2 separate regions of the Homo sapiens genome follow, and region 2 is linked to region 1. The links are chromatin loops, found by intact Hi-C in ENCODE. Cell type or tissue: GM12878. All regions are shown on one strand. Each heading gives the region's core, and the rest is flanking DNA. Links, peaks and the distances in the headings are about the cores only. Region 1 overlaps LOC105370504 (a long non-coding RNA gene). Region 2 overlaps LINC02331 (long intergenic non-protein coding RNA 2331).

What was found. Peaks named below come from ENCODE experiments on the same cell type or tissue, not always from the same donor. Only the 100,000 strongest peaks of a DNase experiment are listed, where the experiment ranks them.
Region 2: it touches region 1 in a loop (3-fold over the local background); 3 of 110 quality-filtered maps call a loop at or near these places.

The regions. Positions count from the first base shown.
Region 1 is chr14:53,535,567-53,543,912 of GRCh38, reverse strand. The region is part of intron 2 of LOC105370504 (a long non-coding RNA gene); the gene reads right to left. Among named protein-coding and RNA genes, the nearest start is that of LINC02331, 310 kb to the left of the region's middle. In GM12878, for the core only: CTCF peaks have their summits at 884 and 4,236 (motif pointing left); a DNase peak (open chromatin) is centred at 4,182.
Region 2 is chr14:53,775,889-53,784,234 of GRCh38, reverse strand. All of the region lies in intron 3 of LINC02331 (long intergenic non-protein coding RNA 2331), which reads left to right. Among named protein-coding and RNA genes, the nearest start is that of LINC02331, 71 kb to the left of the region's middle. In GM12878, for the core only: a CTCF peak has its summit at 4,196; no DNase peak of the experiment used is centred there.

The DNA of each region.
Region 1 (8,346 bases), core at 86-8,085:
TTTACTGCAATTCTTAACTTTATCTGATTCTCTCCAGAAGTGGGCCTATGCTAGGACAGTAATTCATTTGTGGATCTCAGTGTTTTTTATTTGATTCTGACATTTTCAAAAGATAGGAGATTATTCATGAGCACATGTGAAAATCATCTCAGCAATTGTATTGGTTGATAAGACCAAGGTGATTCTGAAATGTCCTAAACCTACCAAAAGGCTTAAAGATTACCTAAGCACTTGTGAGAGGTCCTTAATTTTGTTTCTTTTTGTGTTGACAGGGGAGAGATCATGTTCTGAATACCCACCTGAGAAAAGGAAAATATTCAGAAAAGTTTTTTGGACAGCTAATAATTAAACTTCTACTACTCTTTAAAAGTGTCAAACCAATTGACAGTAGGGAAAGTGATGAAATAAAGGTGAAAGGGAAACATATTTCACTTCTAAGGTTGATCAGGACTAAATTAACCATGCGTTACTTCTCTAAGATCGTTCTATTTTGAGATAATTTTAAAAGACAATGGGTCTAATTATAAACAGTGACAGAAATAATTTGAGATTTTGGATAAACTTAGGAAAATAATAATAAACAATATATTTACTCCCATATTTCCATAACTATCAGTTTTGTCCTTCAGAAGGAAGCCAACCATGGCCAAACCCTATCTCTGAGGATGAGAAATTGTACTTTTGTTTTTACCATAGCCTTAGTTTTCAGCTAGATCCATGCCTAAGTTATCTACCAGCATTTTTGTGATAGTATTGAGGCTCACACTGAGCAGGAAGATGGGCCTGTTGAATTAGAGCAGGATAGCCCCACATTTCTTTTGAAGAAATCCATGATTAATGTGTTCTTGCGTCTCCCTCAGCAGGTTACACATTGGAAAGGTCTTTCCAGAAGGCTCTCTTAAAAAAAAAATTCACAGCATCAGCCAGATTCATGAATGTCTTCTCGCTACAGGAAAACTATCCAGACTGGAGATTTGCCAAAGGGCATACTTTGGCTTCCTGCCAGTATTTTGTAGTGGGGAAACATTATGTTGAGGGACTTCCTTTGCTCTAGTGAAAGCTTACTAAAGGTCAGAAAATTATCCATTTTACCCACACACGGTGTCTGACATTCACAGATTTATTGTGGTTCAGGAATTCATGACATGTCCTTTGAGTTTACCCTGGATGACAAAGAGAGTAGAAATATGATAATGAAATCATTATACATAAACATTAGTCTTTTCCACACATTTTCCTTACACTGCCCCCTCCACCAAAAAGTGTAAGTAATGGCTTGATTTGCTACATTCTATAATGCTTTAAATAACTTTAAAAAATGTTTTCCCAACAGAAATATAATAGCATTTGGTACATAATAACTAAACCTGATGTACTGGCACATAAATATAATCCTTCTTTAAATTTTTAAATTAGATCATTACATTTACAGTTCCATTTTTAAACTATACTTTTTAAACAAAACATTTGATGTTAAAGGGGAAATATCACAAGGACAGATGGGTTGTTTCTATCCCTTTATACTCCACTCTATTTTCTTTTTTATATTAAATACTAACATTAAGGAAAATTAGTGTCTTTTTGTTGTTCTTTGTGAAATAAATACAAAAAATCATGTGCGCAAACTGCTAAACTTTAACAAAGCAATACATAGAGACTTATTCTTTTTACAAATTAAAATTTATTTCAAGTCTTTTTCATTCAATGCCAGGCCTAAGACCACCAACCAAGAAATAATCTCTAGATTTTAATAGCCCCCATTAATATCTATGAAAGCACAGTAAATGCATAATTTTCACATCAGGATATGGAACCACAAGAAGTGAATTATTTATATGGACTACATAAAAGTAATCTAGCAATACCAACATTTGCCAAACAAAAGTATCCTTTATAATTTTCATTCATTCAACAAAGATTCATTGAATTCCCACCAAATGCTTTGCACCAAGGCAGAAGTTTTCAGGGATTTGAGATGTATAACATGCAACTCCTATCCTAGAGAAACTAGGCTTTTTGTGTGTTGAGAGGGGAGTTTAGCAGACACAGAAGTATGTGTGCACAAGATAACTTACACCTACACAAGATACCCAGTCATATTATGTGATTACAGATGCAATAACAGTCATAGTAGACAAAGGGCATAGTGGCTCAGAAAGAATTGTGCTCACTATTATTTTTTAACTGTCTAATAAGTTGTCATGGAAATGGTGGGGCATTATTCCAAAGGATAAACCAATGGCCAAGGAGTCCACTCCTCACAGATGTATACATCTAATTGAAAGGAATTCTGTTGATACTCTGTTACCCTGGATAAATATTTTTATACCTTAACACCCCTCTTCCCTCTTTCTCTTCTCCCACTCCACACCCATCAGCTGCTTGTGCTTGTAGTGCCTGTTGCTATGATTCCTACATGTTCTGCCAGAAATCCTAAGCAAAAGTGAACCTTAATCTTTGAGCACCAGAGAAAACAATGTTACATTAATGACCTATCCTTATACACAAATGAGAATTGGGAAGGGGGCATATATATGAATGCATGGATTTCCTGAAGAACTTTCACGAAGAGTTATAAGCCATCTCTTGTATCATCTTCTGTGGAACCAAACCAGCCTCCTCCAGAATTATTAATCTCTGTGAATAGATGACTAAGCTAGATGGCAACTAAGTGTTCATACTTTGTAGTTAAGTTTTCTAAATGTTTTTGAACCTGCAAATTTATCCTCTTTTCTTTTTTCTTAACATTATAGTTTTAATCTTTAGAATCAGCACTAGAAGAAGGATCATTAAGAAACTTAATGTATGTACACTTAAAGGTAAGGAAATTAAAATCAGATATAAACTGCAGGATGTTCATAACAGAGGAATTGCTTTTGTTTCTAACCCTCCTGGGTCCAGTCTCCAGCCATGAGGTATCATGACATCATCATGTGATGGTAGTCCATGATGTGAGATGGAACAGAGAAGACATTAAGGTGTTACAGTGCATCCTGGCCAACATGGTGAAACCCCATCTCTACTAAAAATACAAAAATTAGCTAGGCATGGTGGTGCACGCCTGTAATCCCAGCTACTCAGGAGACTGAGGCAGGAGAATCACTTGAGCCGGGGAAGCGGAGGCTGAAGTGAACTGAGATGGTGCCACTGCACTCCAGCCTGGGTGACAGAGCAAGACTCCATCTCAAAAATAAAATAAAATAAAAATAAAAAATAAAATTGTTACAGTGGCACAAAGGTTCTCCAGAAGGTAGAAAACTTACTGTTTTTCTTTAAAGCCTTTTTCTGCTTTGTTTTCTTCAGAACTTGACTACAATTAAGATATTTCACACACGTTATGCCTTATTTGGAGAAGTCAAGTCATGCATCCTTTTTTTTTTTTTTTTAACAAACTGCCTGCTCTCTGCACCAACAATATGGATGCTGTTTTCACATATCAAGCCAAAAAAGAAATCAATTTATAGCCTGTTATTCAAATTAGGCCATCTGTGAATTCCTCGTTGTACAGAGAGTTTTTATGGCCAGCTATTCTTAAAAGTTGACAGGTGTTCAAGAAATATGTGTTAATTTTACAAATTGAAATTTTATTTATTAAGAAATTCCATGCACTCAGAAAGAGATGTGACTTGAACAGGCTAGCTTTGTTGAAAATGAGCAATCCAAATCTTTGAGAGATACAAGGACCAACTTTCCAGGCCAAGATGCCCCTTTAAGTAATGAAACAGTAGGATTTATTTTACTACTGAACGGTTAGGGATAGCCAAAATCTTATTCTGGGCCACAAGTCTATGACCTATTTAAAAGCTGAGAGACTTTGTACATTTCTGAGGTTAAACAAAGGGGCCTATGGTTCAAAAAAACGTACAGCAACGAAGCCCAGAGGCAAGGCCTGAGTAGTCGGGAACAGGCTGCAGGAATCCAGCTCTTCCCAACTTTGCTCATCTCTGTTGCTATTTTATTTAGTGAAGTTATCCTTAGTGACTAACTCAGAATCAACAGATCTTATGCAAGTGAATTCCTATCTGGGCTAACAAGAACCAGGGAGGTGGTACAAAAGAACACTGAAATCCTAGAGAAAAGGTCTATGGAAACATCAGCGATCTTTAATTCACTTTTCTCTTCCTCTAAGAACCTGCTTTTGTATTTCCCTTTCTCTCCTTTTCTTATTACTCCCCTTCATCAGTCATTCTTTTCTGTAGTCAGTTGGGTTACCACCCAAACCCACAGTGACACCTGCTGGCCAATTTGCAATGGTGAGCCTGAATCCTGCGAGGTCTTGCTTGGCCCACAGTAAGCAAGAGTCCATTGAGGCAAACACTAAATACTACACAATTCTTTTAGAAACTTAGACAGTGAGAAAAAAATTAAGTGAGCATTGCCAGGGAAGTTCAGGAATGGAGAATTTTGCAGAGAAAGCTGCCTGAACCATTACAAATGTAAAATGTATGTATTATAGGTGTTTTTACCTCATAAAAAATAGCCAAAAATATATCCGGTGCTGTGAGACAATTGTGAAGACTTAAGAAAATAGTTATGGTAATCACTCATGGAATGTCACTTTTTACATTGGTTTTCAGTAACTACACTTATAGTCCAAAAGGTTTTATATTAGCATTAATTTATATTAAGTCCCCCCCAAAAAACGCAGGAGAATATGTTGCACAAACATTTATTTCCTTTAAATATATTGATTAGAGCTCCAACACAAAGGGTTAAAAATTTAGGTTTAAGACTTTTTTTTCTGTTATTTCCCAAGGACTTCCAATTCTTGGTCAAGTTTCTTTACTGAAGAATATTCATATTTTGTTAATCCTAAGTATTTATACATTGGTTATTTTGGCTGGGTACATTTTTGAGGATGTTTGCTTTGTTTCAAGCAAATCCGTTCCTGACTGGAAAGTACAAATTCTAGCAAAAACAAAGACAACAGAAATATTTTTTAACATTAATACATTTTCTTAAAATATTTACACTTTTCATTTGAAGGTTAAATCCTAGGAATAATTCTCCATACACATGTTCATATTTGAAACAGGAGGTTGTCCCCAAGGACTTGTAGCAACAAATGTGTATTGGACAAAAATGTTGGCCTTCTTCATCCTTACTCTGTGTTCTAAAAGCCAAAACTTCATTTTAGCATGACCTTAGAAGAATAGTGATACTTTTAGAATTTCCTGGTATTTGGTGGAAGGAATGTTTTTATTTGACTGCAGATGTCACTTGGTTTACAGGAAGGATTTGGTAATGCATTCATGCCAGTACTGCACTTACCCCAGATTTCTTGCTATGTAGGAAGAACACATGTCAAAGCTCACTGTTTGTTAAATGGAAAAGATTCAGTACACCAGAAGCTTCTATTATAAACATTGTGACTTTGTGCAATTTACAAAATGTTCTATCTCCATTAAACAATAAACCCTTGACCCCAGAGCTCAGTTTTGGGATTCTGCGATTTGAGAAGGTAGACATAATGGATGGCAATAATAAATGAAAAGTTCAAGAGGTTAAGAAAAACTGTTTAATTATTTCTGTACAGCGTGGGCTGCAGAAAGCTTGCATGTCTGCCTTCTTCCTCATAGAAACACTGCATGGAAGAGATCCACCAGGGCAGCCCAGGCAGGGCATAAAAGCAGGTTGCGGTCCCTCAGCTGTGTTTATGAACAAATGATTTCTAGATACCCTTCCATCTCTGAATCTTTGCAGTTCCTGCCAGGGGAGATCCAGTGCCAGTCCCAGCGCTCAGCATCTGTTTTCCAAAGAGCTTGGATTTGTTAGCATGAGAAATTCATTGCTCACAGTTGCTCCCCAGCTGTGGCACTAGTGAGTGTAGCCTCTTTGCCTTATTTATTTGGAGAAAACATGTCCTCTCTTGGAGGTTCTCTTATATAACTAGTCCTGGACACAGGCCGCTGTGCTTTTAATCCCAGGCCCATTAAGCTGCCTTGTTAGTGAAAGAACTCCTCCACATTTGAATTTCACAAGGTTGGGATGTCCACATGAGGGCAGAACTTGGCGATTCCCAAGGCACCAAGCTCTAAACCAGATGTCTAAGAAATAAGGGAAGTCTATTAACTTGGGCCTTAATTGGAGAGATAATCTAGGGACAGGTCTCAGTGGAGCTTTGGAGGCCAGGTGAAAAGCCTTCCCAGAAGGAAATGACCAGAGCAGAGCTGCTAGGAATTCCTCGCAGGGTCCACACTGCATTCAGAGCAGGAGCTATCAAAGAATGCTTTGTAGGTCTAAACCCTGGATCTTAAGGATAGCAGACAAGCATTCTTGTTGTTGCCAGATGAATGTGAATTCTTTAGAGCTTCCTATCTCTCCACCCATCCCAAAAAATGTACAATAAATTGCTATCTGTCTTATTCCATCTAGACTTGCAGAAACCAGATAGGGGCAGCTGCTTAGATGACCCTTGGCTTCTGAACTCTAGAAGAAAAGCATTGTGAAAGCTGGGACATGGGAAAGGAAAAGAACTTGGCTTTGCTTTAATTTAGACACTGAGGATTTTTTCTTTAAAATCTGGGGAAAAAACCGTAGAAATCAAAACTTTAATGAAAGAATTATAGAATTTATTCAGTGTCTTAATATGGAAAACACTGTGACCAGCATTCCCCACAAAAGAGGGGAAACTGCCTTTTTTCCCAATGTTTGGATTACATGACAGGAGGTGGGCAGAACAATGAATAAGAACCAGAGCTTTGAGTGAGAAAGTTCTGGATTCCACTATTACCTAGGTGGGTAATGTTGGGGAAGTTATTTAAATTCTGTAAACTCCAGTTTTCTAATCTGTAAAATAGGGATAATAATAGTTCTGACCTCAGATTGTTGTAAGGATTAAATGACACAGTGCACCTAAGAAGACACAGAACCTAGGATCTGGCACTCTTCAGTCATTGCTGGCAGTGTCTTTTACAATTAAGCCATCAACTGTGACTAGAAAGTCCTCGAATTTAAAGCCAATCTTGACAAGACTCTGTGTGACCTAGAACAATTTTTTTCCCATTCCTTTGGTTCATTGGGATGAATAATAGAGTGGATGAAATGTTCCTTGTTTCCAATCTGTATGAGATTAAAGTAATCATTTCGATGGGAAAAGGCTATGCCCCAGAAACAGGTGCCTTTATTCTATTCTTATTCTGCACTGTACAGACAACCTCCTGACCAAAGAAAAATTGCAAACTCCATGGCCTCAGCACTAACTGAGACATATGGGAGAAGGGGCACGTGAGTAGACACACTGGGTACAGGCCATCTGGTCCCCAAGCAGAGAAAGCCTGGTTGAACCAAACTCAGAAGTAGGCTTGAGCAGAGTTTCTCAACTGCCATGCTCCTCCCATTCTGCACACTGGTATGCCTCAGATGGAGTGAGCCACAGCAGGAAGAAGAGGGGGCTGCCCAGGTGCAAAGCCAATGAGGCATGGACTTCAGGCACAAAACTTAAGAGGGCACCAAAAAACTCAGTAATCAAATAATATTTCAATACCGTACTTCAAAGGAAAATTTAATGTATAAAACCCCAGGTTGAGCAAAATATAATTTTAAATAAAGACAAGATTGTAGGGTTCAGAAGCACTTCAGAAGACACGGGCTGGAACTAACTTGGGGCTGTTGTTGCAACAGAAAAGATCTAAGTCTGACTGAGCTAAATGGGGTGCTAGAAGTCCTCAATGGAAAAGCCCATATATGTCCAAGGTCTGTTTCTGAAGGCCTTGCCCCCAGAAAGCCTTGTTCCCATCATTGCTTTATAGTAGACACATGGAAAGCTCCCCACTCTGTCTGGGAGATAATCTGAGAAGTATGCTCTGTACTTCTCTGGGTTCATTCAAAGAGAATTTTTACTTCCAGGTTCAAAGAAAAAAAATTGCTTATCAAAGAGCTCAAGAGATTTCTTGAACCCAGATCTAGTGTTTACCATGCAATATTTTGATGAATGAGAGTTAAATGATTCCAAAATACACGGATTAAATTTCCCTAGAATATACACGGTTTTGGAAAATGAAAGGAAAATGGTACTTTGAGCAAAATACATTTTTGGCTCTGCTGAACCCCAAATATTAAAAAAAAGAATATAAAGTTTGCCAAACCCCAAGTGCTTCTGGGCTCACATATTCTGGCTCTCTCCTTGAGAACACCTTTCTACCATCATTTTCCCCAGGCAGCTCTACTCACAACAGGAAGTCTGTAACTCAATTTCCCTTTCGTAAATAAAGGCATCTTTAAATGGTATAGACCTGACATCCACATCGGAAGGCAAGAAAAATATGGCAAATACAGTTCTTTGGGGTCTTGTCATCCACACAGGATCATCATACAATTAGGCAGTAGGATGGCAGGTGCTAACCT
Region 2 (8,346 bases), core at 91-8,090, 240 kb before region 1:
ATAAATGGAGACATCCCATGTTGGTGGATTGGAAGACAATATTTTTAAGATGTCAATACTCTCCAAGTTGACCTACAGAGCAAATGTAATTTCTATCAAAATATCACTGCCTTGTTTGCATATTAACAAGCTGATTCTAAAATTCATATGGAAATGCAGAATGGCTAAAGCAATCTGGAAAAAGAAGCCAAAAGACTTACGATTCCTGTTTTCAAATGGTGCATGGCATTGTCAATAGTCTAGTGTGTCTGGGGTGCGGGAAGGGAGAAGTAGTAAAGGTCATAGTAGTAGGGCCTCCTTATATAGCATGAATGCTAGTCTATGGAATTTGGCCTCGATTGTAAACTAATGGGAATATAAAAGAGGGTTTAAGCAGGGAGTCAGATCTGTGTTTTTTTTTTTTTCTAATTCTGATTGGGAGGAGTTGGTGGGAGTGAGGATGAAAGTCTTTGTCTATTATTGCTTTTAGGAGTCCTTTTAAATACCAAGAACTGAACTCAATCCTCCCAGTCTGTATTTGAGCACCCAAGACATGCTGCAAATGAGACAGGACAAGCCTGCTGTTCACTGGACAGCTGAGGACAGTCACAGTTGTTTGGTGGAGCAACAACACTACTGCTCCCCTACTTGGCCTCAGTTCATATTGCCAAGGGTGGGAAAAATGTCCTGTTCTTTTTTGCCTGCCCTCATCCTGATTGATTCCTCAGCTCCAGACCTTTGGTTCTAAATGACATTATCACCATGGAGCCATTGCAAGCTCCATCTCTGCAGAGATTTTGTAATCCCTCCAGTTTTGCCATATGGCTTGCAAAGGGATGAAGAGTTGCCCTGCTTGAATATGGTTTGGGAAATTGGCAGGGTGTGATTTACACATCTCTTTAAAAAAATCCACATGCAATATTTCAGACTTATAAAATGTATAAAGAATTCTAAAACAAAACAATATATTTAATACTCAGTTTCAGAAATAAAGTAGGATCACAGAGCAGTTGAATTCCACTGTGTTTCTTTCCCCAATCACAGTCATTACTTCCACATGTCTATCCTTGCTTCCTGAGTAATCTCTGTCATACATTTGGTATTTGGTGTTCCTGTGCATTTCTTTATATTTTTAGTACATATATTCATCCTTAAGTGCTATATAGTATTTCATTGTATGTTTGAAAATTTGCTACAAATATTATCATACTGCTTTGTCCACTTGCAATACAATTTTTAATCAGTGTTTTGTTTATGAGGTTCACCTATGTTGAATTATGTAGATCCTGTTTGTTCCTTCTATAACTGTATAGTATTCAATTGTATACATATACCACAGTTTATCCATTCTCCTGTTGATGGGCATTTATGCTGTTTCCACTTTTTCAAAATTACAAAGTTGTTGCCACAAACATTCTTTTCTTCTTTTTTCTTTTCTTGAGATAGAGTGTCCCTCTGTAGCCCAGGCTGGAGTGCAGTGGTGCAATCTTAGCTAACTGCAACCTCTGCCTCCTAGGTTCAAGAGATTCTCCTACCTCAACCTCCCCAAGTAGCTGGGACTACAGGCCCACACCACCACACCCAGCTAATTTTTTTTGTATATTTAGTAGAGATGGAGTTTCACCATGTTGACCAGGAGAACTCTTGACATCAGGTGATCCACCTGCCTTGGCCTCCCAAAGTGCTGGGATTACAGGTGTGAGCCACCACACCTGGCCGTCACAAGCATTCTCTTTTTTTTTTGAGACAGAGTTTTGCTCATGTTGCTCAGGCTGGAGTGCAATGGTGTGATCTCAGCTCACTGCAACCTCTGCCTCCTGGCTCAAGCAATTCTCTTACTCAGCCTCCCAAGTAGCTGGGATTACAGGCATGTGCCACCACGCTCGGCTAATTTTGTATTTTTAGTAGAGACAGGGATTTCTTCATGTTGGTCAGGCTGGTCTTGAACTCCCAACCTCAGGTGATCCACCTGCCTCAGCCTCCCAAAGTGCTGGGATTACAGGCGTAAGCCACAGCGCCCAGCCACGCCAACATTCTTATCCACATCTTGTGTTCATATGTGAGAGTTTCCCTGGCATATATACCTAGAAGTGGAATTTCTGGGTTAATTTCCATATTTCTTGACTCAAGACCAAGAGGAAATTTGATTTGAAAGGATGTCACAGTACTTCCTAAGTTAAAATATTGTGTTCAGGCCAAACTTTACCAACACTTTACTGCTGAGTTTTAATATCTAAGAATAGTAATATGCTTGAAAGAAGAGGATGGCTGGGAGATTATAAATTTGTATGCAGTCTGCAGTAGGATGAAATGTGGAAAATGGTGACTTGCTGTATCAGTGTCATGTCTGGCTCTGTGTGGTTTTTTACACTGCATACCTGGATAAACGTAGGAGGTCTTCCTGCCTCCACTTCGTTTCACTTTAATCCCTACTCTCAGATTAGTCTTCCTAAAATTATCTTAATTTTATTACTCTGATGCTCAAAAACTACAGAAACTTATTTATCGGACAGAATACAAAGTGCATTAAGTCTTCCCCAGTTAGATCTCAACTTGTTGCCTTATCTTCCAGGTTTTTCTCAAAATGTTTCTATTACAATTAAACAATTAACTTCTCCTTGTACCCAAATAGCTCTTTTACTTCTTAAATTTGTATGTCCACTTTAGAATTCCCCTGCTAATGATCTTTCTCTCCTTTTCAATTATCTAAATTCTATTCATTCTGAAAGATAAATCTACATTAAATCTTTTCTACAAGCCTCTTATTATTACCCCTACACTGGCATGTGACAGCTACCCAGTATTGCTCTTGATGGGATGGACTGTTCTAGGAGGTAGTAAATTTTTTGTCATTGGAGATTGTTAAAGGAATTCTATGAAATGAAATGACGGATTTTTTAAGGTTAAGAGTCCCTTTCAACTTTAAGATAATTATGTCTATAACCTCTTCTATGGAGGCCTTGAATTATAATTTAAATTCTATATTTCTATTTAATTTTACTTGTACTTATTTTTATAATCCCCCTCATGAAACTGGTCAATGATGATGTAATTTCATTGCAACAACCCTATAATATGAAGTTTTGTATACTTCTCAAAAAATATACCAAATATTTTCAGAAGCAGAACTGAAATTATTGTTGTCACTTGTTTTCTTTGTTTTTATTATTTTAACGTGTGGCAGAGTGCATTTTCTAAAGATAGCCACATAATATGTGTTGGATTTGTGTTCCTGCCCAAATCTCAAGTAGAATTGTAATCCCCAGTGTTGGAGAAGGGGCACGGAGGGAGGTGATTGGATCAAGGGGGTGAATTTCCCCCTTGCTCTTCTCCTTACAGTAAGTGACTTCTCATGAGATCTGGTTGTTTAAAAGTGTGTAGTACCTCCCCCTTTGCTCTCTTCCTCCTTCTCTGGCCATGTAAGACATGATTCCTTCCTCTTTGACTTCCACCATGATTGTGACTTTCCTGAGGCCTCCCCAGCCATGTTCCTGTACAGCCTCCGGAACTGTGAATCAATTAAAACTTCTTTTTTCTTTATAAATTACCTAGTCTCGAGTACTTTATAGCAATGTGAGAACAAGCTAATACACTAGAATAATATTTTTTATGCCACACATTTTTTCTTGAAGCTTCCTCTTCTTCCATCAAGGAGTAAAACCTGTAATTTCTCTCCTTGGAATTTGGAACTGGGTGGGGTTTTTTGACTCCTCCGACCAATAAAATATGGTGGAAGTGAAGCTGTATAAATTCCAAATGTTGAATACTGTCATCTTGTTCTTTCAGAACTCATGTGCTTGGAATCTAGCGACCACGCTGTGGCGATGCACAAACTAGCCCACGTGGAGAAAAACCCGCAGACAGATTGTGTCTACTTTTATAGCTAGCAGCCCTGGTGAGGTACCATATGACAGCAGGCATTAGCTGCCAGACATGTGAATGAAGACGCCCCAGAGTGATTCCAGCCCCAAGCTGTTGTTGTTACCCTCATTCTTTGAGCCTTTCCAACTCTGTCCCCAGGCTTTGTAGAGCATAGACAAACCATTACTTCTGGGCCCTGCCCAAATTTCTGACTGACAGCATCTATCAGCATCATATAATGATTGTTTTACATTGCTAAATTTTGGGATGGTTTGTTATGCAGCAATAGAAAATGAAACAGCATGCTATTGCTGTTTCACAAAAATCACTTCAGAAACTTGTATTTAAGCCATGAGTCTAGAGATGGCAGTGGGCGACTGTGAATGGCTTTCAAGGTGATGAAATAACAGCTGAGTTTCCATTTACATCTCATGCATACTTATTCCATCATCTTCCCTGTAATAAAATTATGGGGATGTACTGTAAGAAATAATTGCTGCCTCAAGGAGTTTAAATTTGCTTTCTCCTTCAGCAGGTTGCAGCAAATAAAAATCTCCACACGCAAACATCAGTTAAAAGTCGTTGTTATCTGCAAAGTAAATGATTAAGGCTTTCTTTTGCTCAAGGGGCTTTTAAAACTAAGTATTGGCTATTTCATTTTGTTTGAATAGCTTGTGAAAATAATGGCAAGACAGTTTTAAACTCTCTTGATATCACAGAGTTAGTCTTTGGCTGAAGAGAATCGATCAAATTTGCCCATTCTCCTTCTGCTGACCACTTGTAATTCTGTCACATTATACTGTACTATAATTACTTTTTTGAGGACACAAATAAAGGGTGAGAACACAACATCATACACTTGGGATTCCTTCATAAATCACTCATGGCTTTCACCATGTTTGTTTCATTGTCAGTGATAATTACATGATCCTTTTCTCAACTGATTGTTTCATTCTATAAATATTTCTTCAATCAGATTCACTAAGTGAGCTGTGTGACACCCAGAAATCTCTTGGCAGTCACGTAAAGCAGAAGCAGAGATGAATTTGTTATCAGTCCCTGGGTCTGTCAAACTTGAAAAAGATCTCTGGTTCTGTCTGCACGTCCTAAAGCTGATGTACGAAAATATACAGAAGTGTCATGTTCAATAATATTACTAACCTTTTTGTGCACAAAAGAAATAGAATACAGAAAAAACTTTTCCCCCAATAACTTGTTTTCTAGAAATAACTTTGTTTCTTAGAATACATAAGTTGGGCAAATCTCCATATTCAGTTACTTTCAACTGTTAAAATTGGTTAGTATTTAACTAAAAGTACTTTTACTTTAAAATGTAGCACCCATGACGTTAAAAAAAAAAAACGAATTATGTTCTTAAAGCATTCTCTCTTTTTTAAGTTTGACCAGAGGAAAAACGCATGATTTGGTTAACATTTTTGACTAACACTGTCTTCTTTTCTTCATATTTTCTATACTGTTCATTAGATCTGAGATCAATGTTGTACTTTGGAGTTTATCATCCTCATGAATTTTGGAACATTTTTATTTTGAAATAATTATAGAGTCACAAGAAATTGCAAAGAGAGTACAGAGAAGTCCCAAGTACTCATCAGCCAGTTTCTGCCAATGGTCTCATCGAACATATAGTACAATATCAAAACCATTTAGTATTGATAGTTTATGTGTTGTTCCATGATATTTTATTACATGTATAGATTTGTGTAAGCACCACAATTAAGATACAGAACTATTCCACCATGACAAAATTCTCATCACACTCACTTTTCTTTCTTTCCTCTACCATCCCTAGCCCTGGCCATCAATAACTTTTTGCCATCACTAAAATTCTGTCATTTTGAGAGTGTTATGTAAATACAATAATACTGTATGTAACCTGTTGAGGGCTTATTTTACTCAGCACAACCTCAAGATCTAGCTAAGTCATTGCATGTATCAATAGTCTGTTCCTTTTCATTCTGAGTAGTGTTCTGTGGTATGAATATACTACAGTTTGTTTAACCATTCACCTATTGAGGAAAATTTTTACTATTACAAATAAATATGCTATTACCAGTCATATATAGATTTTTGGGCAGATATAAGCTTTTATTTTTCTAAGTAAATGCCCAGGAGTACAATTTCTGGGCTGTATGATAACTATATATTTATTTTAAACAGAAACTTTCAAACTATTTTCCACCAGAAATGTATGAGAGATCCATTTTCTCTGCATACCCATCAGCATTTAGAATTGGCATTATTTTTTATTTTAGCTGTTCTAAGAGATGAATAGGGCTATCCCATTGTGGTCTTAATTTGCACTTCCATGAACAGTGATGAACATCTTTTCATGTGTGCATTTGTCATTCATCTATACTCTTTAGTTAAATGACTTTTTATGTCTTATGTCCATTTTCTAATTGGATGTTTTATATTGAATTGGGGAGTTCTTTATATACTTTAGATTCTAGTCTTTTGTCAGATAGGTTGTTTACTAATATTTTCTCCCAGTCCATAGCTTGTCTTCCTTCCTCTTAACAGAGTCTTACCAAAATATTTTAATTCTGATGAAGTCCAGTTTACCAATTTTTTCTTTAATGGATCATGCTTTTGGTGTTATGTCTAAGAACTCTTCATCAAGCCCTAGGTCCAGAAGATTTTCTCCTATATTATCTTTGAAAAGTTTTATTTAAAAATGTTTTATATTTAATTTATGATCCATTTCAAGTTATTAATAATTTCCAAGTAATATATGAGATTTAGGTTAATATTTATTTATTTATTTTTGCCTATGGATATCCAACTGCTCCAGCACCGTTTGTTGAAAAGATTATCCAGTGAATTGCTTTTGCAATTTCATCAAAAATCAGTTGGCCATACTTTATAAGTCTCTTTCTGGGTTATTTTATTCCATTGACCTACATGTCTGTCTCTCTTCCAATACCACAGTGTTGACTACTACAGCTATGTAAGATTACTGTAGCTATATAAGTCTTGAAATAAGGTAGTGATTCTTCCCGCTTTATTCTCCTTTTTCAAAATTGTTTTAGTTGTTTGGTTTCTTTGCCTTTTAATATAAATTTTTATAATAGTCCTGTTTATACCTACACTTTTTTGCTGAAATTTTCATAGAAATTATGTTTAATCCATATTTGAATTTGGGGAGAATTGATATCTTTACTGTACTGAGTTTTCCAATTCATGAACATGGACTATTTCTTCAATTATGTTAGTCTTTTTATTTCTTCCATCAACATTTTACAGTTTTCAACATGTAAGTTCAAAACCTGTTTTGTCGGATTTACTCCTAAGGGTCTCTTTATTTTGAGTTACTGTAAATGGTATTATATTTTTAATTTTATTAGCTATGTTTTCATTGCTAATATACAGAAACACAACCAATTTTTGTTTATTTATTTTATATCTTGCATCCTTACTGAACTCAGTTATTACTCCCAGGAATATATATTTTTTAAAGATTCCTTTCAATTTTCTATGTAGACAATCATGTCTTCTTTAAGTAGAGACACTCTTATTTCTTCCTTTGATTTCTGTGTACCTTTTATTTCCTTTTGTTGCCTGACTGCACTGGATAGAACTTTCATCACTGTGCTGAATAAAAATGATGAAATGATCCTTCTTTTGTTCTCAATCTCGAGGAGAAAGCATTCAGTCTTGCACCAGTAAGTACAACATAGGCTGTAGGTTTTTTTGTAGGTGCTCCTTATCAAGTTGAGGAATCTCTCTCTATTGCTATTTTTCTGAAATGTTTAAAATCATGAGTGGGTGTTAGATTTTGCTAAATTTTTTTTTGTGTGTAGATTGATATTATCAAATGATTTTTCTTCTTTAGCCAATTAATATAGTAGATTACATTGATTAATTTTCAAGTAGTGAACCAGCTTACATTTCTGGATAAGCCCCATTGGTCATATATAATTATTTCCATATGTTTCTCAGTTCTATTTGCTAATACTTTATTAAGAATTTTGGCATCCATATTCATGAGGGATGTTTACCTGTAGATCGTGTGTGTGTGTGTGTGTGTGTAGCATCTTTCGTTTTGATATCAAGGTAATGCAGGGATCACTGAAGGAGTTCAGAAGAGTCAGCCTCCTCTGTTTTCTGGAAGAGATTGTGGTAGAATTAGTGTTAATTTTCATTTAAACTTTTGGTAGAATTATCCATGGAAGTCATCTGGACTTAGAGATTTCTGGGAGTTTTAAAATTATGAATTCAATTTTCTTAATAGCTATTGGTCTATTAAAATTATCTATTTCCTATTGGCAAATTGTGACGTTTCATACTTGTCTAGGAATTAGTCTATTTCATCTAAGTTGTCTAATTTGGGTCTAAAGTGATAACCATTGTTTTACTTCTGACATTTGCAATATGTATCTTCTCTTTTTTCTTTGTCAATCTTACTGGTGGGACTTTTATTACCTTTTAAACGAATCACTTCTTTGATTCATTGATTTTTGCTGTTTTTTTCCAAATTCATTGATT